Linked DNA regions of Homo sapiens: all the other regions are linked to region 3. A link is a loop called in an ENCODE intact Hi-C map of the cell type or tissue named here. Cell type or tissue: dorsolateral prefrontal cortex. All regions are shown on one strand.

Region 1 (2,500 bases), 270 kb after region 3:
GGGACCTTGAGACCTGGCCGGCCCGCCACCCTCCCAGCTACCTTGATATTCTCCACGGTGCGCTTGAGGTGGCTCAGCGTCTGGGGGATGAGGTGCAGCCAGTTGGACGCGGTGGTGTGCAGTGTCCGCATCCAGGCAGGGCGCCCGTCGGACGTGGAGTCTGTCCTCGTCTTCTTCTCAGTCTCTGCGTAGGCCAGGTCGTCCTCATCCTCCAACATCTGCATCTTCAGCATTTTACTGATCATGTCCACACCTGGGCCACAGTCCCACAGTCGCAGCAGGAAGGAGGGAGGGGACGGGCAAGAAATCACAGAGGGAAAAGGGACTTGAACGTAAAGGCCACATGGTGAGTGAGTCCACACTGGGAACTGCAGCAAAATCTGGAAGGTGCTCAGCCGTGTGTACATATATATATATATATATATATACACACACACACACACACACACGTGTATATATACATATATGTGTATATATATATACGTATGTGTATGTATATATATATGTGTGTGTGTGTGTATATATATATTTTTGAGATGGAGTCTCGCTCTGTCACCCAGACTGGAGTGCAGTGGCGTGACCTTGGCTCACTGCAACCTCTGCCTCCTGGGTTCAAGTGATTCTCCTGACTCAGGCTCCCAAGTAGCTGGGATTACAGGCATGTGGCACCGCGCCTGGCTAATTTTTTCTTGTATTTTTAGTAGAGACAGGGTTTCACCATGCTGGCCAGGCTGGTCTTGAACTCCTGACCTCAGGTGATCTGCTCGCCTTGGCCTCCCAAAGTGCTGGGATTACAGGCATGAGCCACCATGCCTGGCCAGTCATGTATGTTTTTAAAGCACAGACAATGGCCTGACCAGAAAGCTAAGGAGACAGATACAGAATAAGAATTGTTACCAGGTCGAGAACATGACTGTTAAAACTGACCCAGCAAGACAGCCACAGTGGCTCACGCCCACAGTCCCAGCACCAGCAAGACAGCCACAGTGGCTCACGCCCACAGTCCCAGCACTGTGGGAGGCGGAAGCGGGAGCATCTCTAGAGCTCAGGGGTTCAAGACTAGCCTGGGCAACATAGTGAGACCCTCATCTCTACAAAAAATTAGAAAGGCAGGTGTGGTGGTGGCACCTGTGGTCCCAGCTACTTGGAAGGCTGAGGTGGGGGGATCGCTTGAGCCCAGAAAGCTGAGGCTGCAGTGAGCTCTGATTGCACCACTGCACTCCAGTCTGAGTGACAGAGCAAGACTCAGTCTCAAAGCAAAAAAAAAAAAACGGAACCAGCAGCCCGAGTCCAAAGACTCAAGGAAGGCTCTTCAGGACCCTGGGTTTGGGTTCACTGTGAGACCTGGGCCAAGCCCCGGCCGGCTTTCAGCCCGACCATGAATGAGTGCGTGCTCGAGAGGCGCTCCAGGAGGGGGTGCCACCTGCCCTCTTAACTCAGAAAACTGGTCACCACAGTGTCCCTTGGCCTGTGACTGCCACCATGTGGCTGGGATTACCCCGAGCCTTGTGGTGCCTGCAGTGTGCTCCAGACCCGCCCAGCTCGCCTGGCTCTCCCTCCAGACCCGCCCAGCTCGCCTGGCTTTCCCTCCAGACCCGCCCAGCTCGCCTGGCTTTGGCTTTCCCTCCAGACCCGCCCAGCTCGCCTGGCTTATCCCTCCTGATTCTGTCCTGTTAACCAGCTGTGAGTTTCAGCAATGCCCTTGTCTTCTTAGCTTTTCTTGTCTTCTTAGCTTTTCGTGACTTTTTCCCATAAGAAAAAGTTGAGATTTGATCAGCTGCTGTCAACCCCACGTGTAGTGCTTGGAGGCTTTGTGAAGGCCAGTTGCTGGGCCCATCCCCTGTCCTGATAGAGTGCGCCTGGGCAGGGCCTGGGAACCCGCATTTCTTTTTTTTTTTTTTTGAGACAAAGTCTTGCTCTGTCGCCCAGGCTGGAGTGCAGTGGTGCCATCTCGGCTCACTGCAAGCTCCCCCTCCCGGGTTCACGCCATTCTCCTGCCTCAGCCTCTTGAGTAGCTGGGACTACAGGTGCCCGCCACCACACCCGGCTAATTTTTTTTGTATTTTTAGTAGAGACGGGGTTTCACCGTGTTAGCCAGGATGGTCTCCATCTCCTGACCTTGTGATCCGCCCACCTCGGCCTCCCAAAGTGCTGGGATTACAGGCTTGAGCCACCGTGCCCGGCTGGGAACCTGCATTTCTAAGAAGTTCTGGGGAGGCTGCTGCTGCTGCTGGTTTGGGAGCCACACTATGAGAGCCACTGGCTTAGAGAATTTCTTAGCTCCCTTCTGGCTCACAGCACTTGAAGTCTTAAAAAACATCTTGTAAGTAAGTGAAAAGGAAACAAAGACTGCTAAAAAATTCTAGGGAAGATGAATGGTTTTAAAAAATCACTTAATATCAGGTACTTTTCAACTCTTGAAGAAAAAAAAAAGAAACTGATTTTCTTTTTTCTTTTTTGAGACAGAATCTTGTTCTGTTGCCCAAGCTGGAGTGCAATG
Region 2 (2,500 bases), 540 kb after region 3:
CACATCTGCTGGTCAACAGAGTAGCTGCTGGCCACATGTGGCTACTGAGCACTTGAAATGTGGCCCGTGCAACTGAGGGACTGAATTATTTACATAATTTTAATTTTCATTAATTTAAATTTAAATTTAAAATAGCCATATGCAGCAAACAACAAACATCTTGGCCAGGGCAGGTCTAACCCCTTCAGAGCCCCTTAGTAATTTGATATTACCACCGGGCCATGCCAGCCCTTGGTCAGAGCTAACACCTGCAGGCTGCAGGGTATCTGAAATTAATCTCTTGGGGGCCATTTTTGTGTTGTTGTTGAGATGGAGTCTCACTCTGTCACCCAGGCTGGAGTGCAGTGGTGTGATCTCAGCTCACTGCAACCTCTGCCGCCCAGGTTTTCAAGCAATTCTTATGCCTCAGCCTCCCGAGTAGCTGGGATTACAGATGCCTGCCACCAAGCCCAGCTAATTTTTGTAGTTTTAGTAGAGATAGGGTTTCACCATCTTGGCCAGGCTGGTCTTGACTCCTGACCTCATGATCCACCCGCCTGGGCCTCCCAAAGTGCTGGGATTACAGGCATGAGCCACCGTGCCCAGCTGCTCAATCTTATATTAAGGAAATATATACAAGATAGTGTGGTGGCACACACCTGTAATCCCAGCTACTTGGGAGGCTGAGGCAGGAGAATAGCTTGAACCCAGGAGGCGGAGGTTGTGGTGAGCCAAGATCGCACCACTGCACTCCAGCCTGGGCGACAGGGTGAGACTCTGTCTCAAAAAAATACACACACACACACACACACACACACACACACACACACACACGAGATGAAGAAAAAGCCAAATGCCCTTAATAAAGCATTTTTTTCCCCTTCTGGAGAGCTTAATTTCTAGGCTTGTTCTCTCACTCCCCCAGGTGGAGAACATGAAGATGACAACGCTGTTTGGATTTGGGAAGCAGCACTTCCTTCACTGCAGGAGCACTGGAGAGTCTCTGCTTAAAACAACATACTGATAGGAACGTGTGAGGTGATTAGAGAGGACACTGTGCTAAACCAGACACCGCTGTGCCCTGCCCTTTGGCAGGTACCCAGTGTTTAAGGAAACACTGGAGACCCATCTTCGAATTGAAATATTCCAGATGAATCTTCCCTGTGATTTAGGAAAACATCACCGCATTTCATGTTGGTGGCAGACTGACTCACTCAGCTCCGCTAAGGATGCAGGTGGAAACCTTTCCACCATCACATGGCAGGGCTATAAGTTGCCATTCACCCTGCTGTTGCTTTAATGTAGGAACTTTGAGCTTCTTTCTTGAACTGGAAAATTTTAGATTTCATATCATTTGCTTGATGAGCTCTTTCTAGAATTGCATATACCGTAGCGAAGCTTTTACTGAAGAGGGAGAGGAATGCTGATCTTATCTATTGGCTTTAACCATGATACACACCCTAGGGTCCAATGTGCTTTCTGGAACTCCATAATTTTATGGTAAGCCCGTGTCTCCCTAGACGCTTTAAAGCATCTGATTTTCTCACCCAAAGCTCCAGGTGGCTCTTTACATGAAATGGGTTCCATCTTGTCCCATCCACTCAAGGACAATAAGATCTAACTGAGTGGGGGCCAAGTTACTCCCAAGTACACTGGATGTCCAGAAGCAACAGGTGCTACACTTCAAAAATGATGGAAACAGCCACTACTTCAGTTCCTAACAGGTCTTTATCTCCTCAATCCTCAACACAGTGCTCGCACAGAACAAGACATGCTCAAAACAAACCCTATCTTATAAAACATATTAAATATATATGTAGCTATGCTCTACTGAGAAACATTCCCAAAATAAATTAAGAAACACAAAGCATAAAAGATCACAGAGAAACCTTTACAGTCACTGCCACATAATGACATTTCAGATAACAACAGACTGCACAAATGATGGTGGTGCCTTAGATTGTAACACCATATTTTTATGGTATCTTTTCTATGTTTAGATATACAAATTCTTGCCATTGTGTTACAGGTGCCTACAGGGTTCAGTTAAATGACATGCTGTACAGGTGTGTAGCCTGGAGTGACAGGCTATTCCATATGCCCTAGGTGTGTAGCAGACTACCACCTAGGTTTGTGTTAAGCACATGCCATCATGTTTACAAAACAACAACATTGCCTAACAACACAGCTCTCAGAACGTACCCCCTCATTAAGTGATGCATAACTGTATTTAAATGGAAATCTTATTTTGAAGTGCTTTAATTAAAATAAGATCTTATGAGGCTATACTTTTTACCACTGACCTTTTAACCAAGATCTTATGAGACTACACTTTTTTCCACTGAATATGTAAAAGAAAACTAAGAAAAAAACCAAAATACTCTACTTTTTAAAATTTTCCCAAGACATTAGAAAAAAACCTAAGTACCATAATCTTCTGCTTTAGTATACTGTTATTTATTTAAAATGAATTACACTGAATAAAAATTCTACATTAGAGTTCCCTTATTGGATCAAAAAA
Region 3 (2,500 bases):
GAGTCAAAGAAACCTAATCCCCATCCTGATGGAGCTCTCCGCATAACAAGGAAGGCGGATATTATAGGGAACGGAGAAGATTAGGTGGTGTGCTGGGAGGCTGGGCAAGCGTCCTGAAGTCTGGAGCACTTTACTGTGTCCAAAGGACAAGGATAGATGAGCAGGCCAAAGGGGTAAAGCCCTCTCACAGAGCACTGGTGGGGGTGCAGGCATCCTGTCCATTTTGCTTACAGCTGAATGAATGCCCAGAACCTAGCACACTCTCTGGCATAGCAATAGGTAAGAGTCACATGGGTTTAAAACAGTCAGATCAAGTCATTTCTCTGCTCACACTCTCTCCTTTTGTTGCAGCCCTAACAGGCCTGCCAAATTTAGCAAATATAGATCAAGATGCCGGGTTAAAATTGAATTGCAAAAGGACAATGAAACTTTTTTTAGTGTAAGTATGTCCCACGCCATATTTGGGACATACTTATACTAAAAGAATACATGTGCTGTATCTGACAACCCTACGCCCAGGGTAACATCCCGTTGAAAGACACCACCGGACCTGCGCCTTTCCCCTCTGCCCTCCTGCACCCCTGCCCGGCTCCCTCCGCGGCAGCCCCTCCGCCTCCTCCCTGGCCCTTGCTCCTGTGCTGGGGCTTTTGCGCTTCTGTTCCTCTTCCTGGACCACTTTTCCTGCAGACAATGTCAAAGCTCCTCCTCCTCGTCGTGGTCGCTGCTTAAATGTCACTTACTCAGCGAGGTTTACCCGATGCCCCCATTTGCAATCGCAACCCGCACCCAGGATCCCTGCGGTTCCCGGCCCGACCCCCCTCCATCGCTTATTCCCGCTGCTAATCGTCGGCCTCCCACCGCTAGAGCGAACTCCAGGAGCAGTGGGCTCTATTTTACCAGCACCTAAACAGTGCTTGGCACACAGCGGGTGGTCAGTCCAGGTCTCCTGAAGGAAGCCGAGTTGATCGACCCTTGTGGGTGCAACCGTGGCATTCCCGGGACTTCAAGCCACGCGTCCCGAGTGGGCAGAGTGGACGGGGCGCGCCGGGGCCGGGGCGCCGTGACTGACGTCAGCCGCTAGAGGGCACCTGGGACCTGCGCCATCAGCTCCGAACCCAGGCTTAGGGCGACCCACGTGCAGCTGCAGGGCGGGCGCGGGCGAGCAGTTTTCTTTCCTCCTCTGGACCTCTTCCTCCACTTCTCACCCCGTCTTAGAGCTCTTAGACAAACAAACGCTAATTTTCATTCTCTGAGTGACGAAAACACGAATCTACATACTTTCAGAATTAAGTGGTAGAGAATACCATTCGGGCTTGTTTTCTTGCTTTTGTTTTTGTTTTTGAGACGGAGTCTCGCTCTTGTCGCCCAGACTGGAGCGCAGTGGCGCGATTTCGGCTCACTGCAACCTCCGCCTTGTATTTGTTTTTTGTTTTTTTAATGTGGGGCGGGGGGCCCATGTGCATTTTAAATAATCCATTTTCTTTAAACTCAACTTACGAAATGTTTCATTCTGTTTATAAGTTGGAACCTTTGGTCTGACAGTAACGACCCGCTGTGTTAGTTTCCCAGGTCGGCCACAGCAGAGTATTATAAGGTAGGTGGCCACACAACAGAATATATGGCCTCACAGTTCTAGTAGGCAGACGTCCAAAGTCAGGGTGTCGGGAAGGTCGCTTCCTTCGGAGGCTCCCACGGAGACCGCCCCAGGCTGTCTCCTGGCTTCTGGTGGATTTCGGGCCAACTTTGGCCTTCCTTCGCTTGTAGAAGCTTCACTCTGATCTCTGCCTGCATCTTCACATACTGTTCTCCCTGTGTGTCCCTATGTCCAAATCGCCCCTTTTGTGTAGACGCCAGTCATAATGGACTAAAGTCACTCTGAAGACCTTTTTTTTTTTTTTTTTTTTTTTTTTTAAGACGGAGTTTCCCTCTTGTTGCCCAGGCTGGAGCGCAATGGCGCGATCTTGGCTCGGCTCACTGCAACCTCCGCCTCCCGGGTTCAAGTGATTCTCCTGCCTCAGCCTCCTGAGTAGCTGGGATTACAGGCATTCACCACCACGCCCGGCTAATTTTGTCTTTTTAGTAGAGATGGGGTTTCACCATGTTGGCCAGCCTGGTCTTGAAGTCGTGACCTCAAGTGATCCACCTGCCTTGGCCTGGAAGCACGTACATTATTGCGAAGTTTTGACAAAGTCTCAAAAGTCTTTTTTATTTTGTTTTTGAGATGGAGTTTCGCTCTTGCCACCCAGGCAGGAGTGCAATGGCGTGATCTTGGCTCACTGCAACCTCTGCCTCCTAGGTTCAAGCAATTCTCCTGCCTCAGCCTCCCAAGTAACTGGGATTACAAGCGCCCACCACCAAGCCCAGCTAATTTTTGTATTTTTAGTAGAGACGGGGTTTCACCACGTTGGCAAGACTGATCTTGAACTCCTGACCTCAGGTGATTTGCTCGCCTCAGCCTCCCAAAGTGCCGGGATTTTGGGCGGAGCCACCGCGCCAGGCC

Evidence for each region. Peaks named below come from ENCODE experiments on the same cell type or tissue, not always from the same donor. Only the 100,000 strongest peaks of a DNase experiment are listed, where the experiment ranks them.
Region 1: it touches region 3 in a loop (7-fold over the local background); 20 of 110 quality-filtered maps call a loop at or near these places.
Region 2: a loop joins it to region 3, with 3.0 times the contacts of the local background. A loop is called at or near these places in 15 of 110 quality-filtered maps.

Annotation. Positions count from the first base shown.
Region 1 is chr14:102,045,570-102,048,069 of GRCh38, reverse strand. It overlaps DYNC1H1 (dynein cytoplasmic 1 heavy chain 1), which reads right to left. Exons shown (of 78, transcript NM_001376.5): 73 at 42-253. Among named protein-coding and RNA genes, the nearest start is that of HSP90AA1, 40 kb to the left of the region's middle. In dorsolateral prefrontal cortex, CTCF peaks have their summits at 1,282 and 1,481 (motif pointing left); DNase peaks (open chromatin) are centred at 19 and 1,509; H3K27ac peaks cover 1,864 bases.
Region 2 is chr14:101,769,536-101,772,035 of GRCh38, reverse strand. All of the region lies in intron 2 of PPP2R5C (protein phosphatase 2 regulatory subunit B'gamma), which reads right to left. Among named protein-coding and RNA genes, the nearest start is that of PPP2R5C, 9.1 kb to the right of the region's middle. In dorsolateral prefrontal cortex, a CTCF peak has its summit at 951; no DNase peak of the experiment used is centred here; H3K27ac peaks cover 1,501 bases.
Region 3 is chr14:102,312,951-102,315,450 of GRCh38, reverse strand. No RefSeq gene overlaps it. Among named protein-coding and RNA genes, the nearest start is that of TRI-AAT5-4, 2.9 kb to the left of the region's middle. RefSeq lists enhancers at 795-874, 768-1,268. In dorsolateral prefrontal cortex, CTCF peaks have their summits at 854 and 1,067 (motif pointing right); a DNase peak (open chromatin) is centred at 1,120; H3K4me3 peaks cover 1,412 bases; H3K27ac peaks cover 1,529 bases.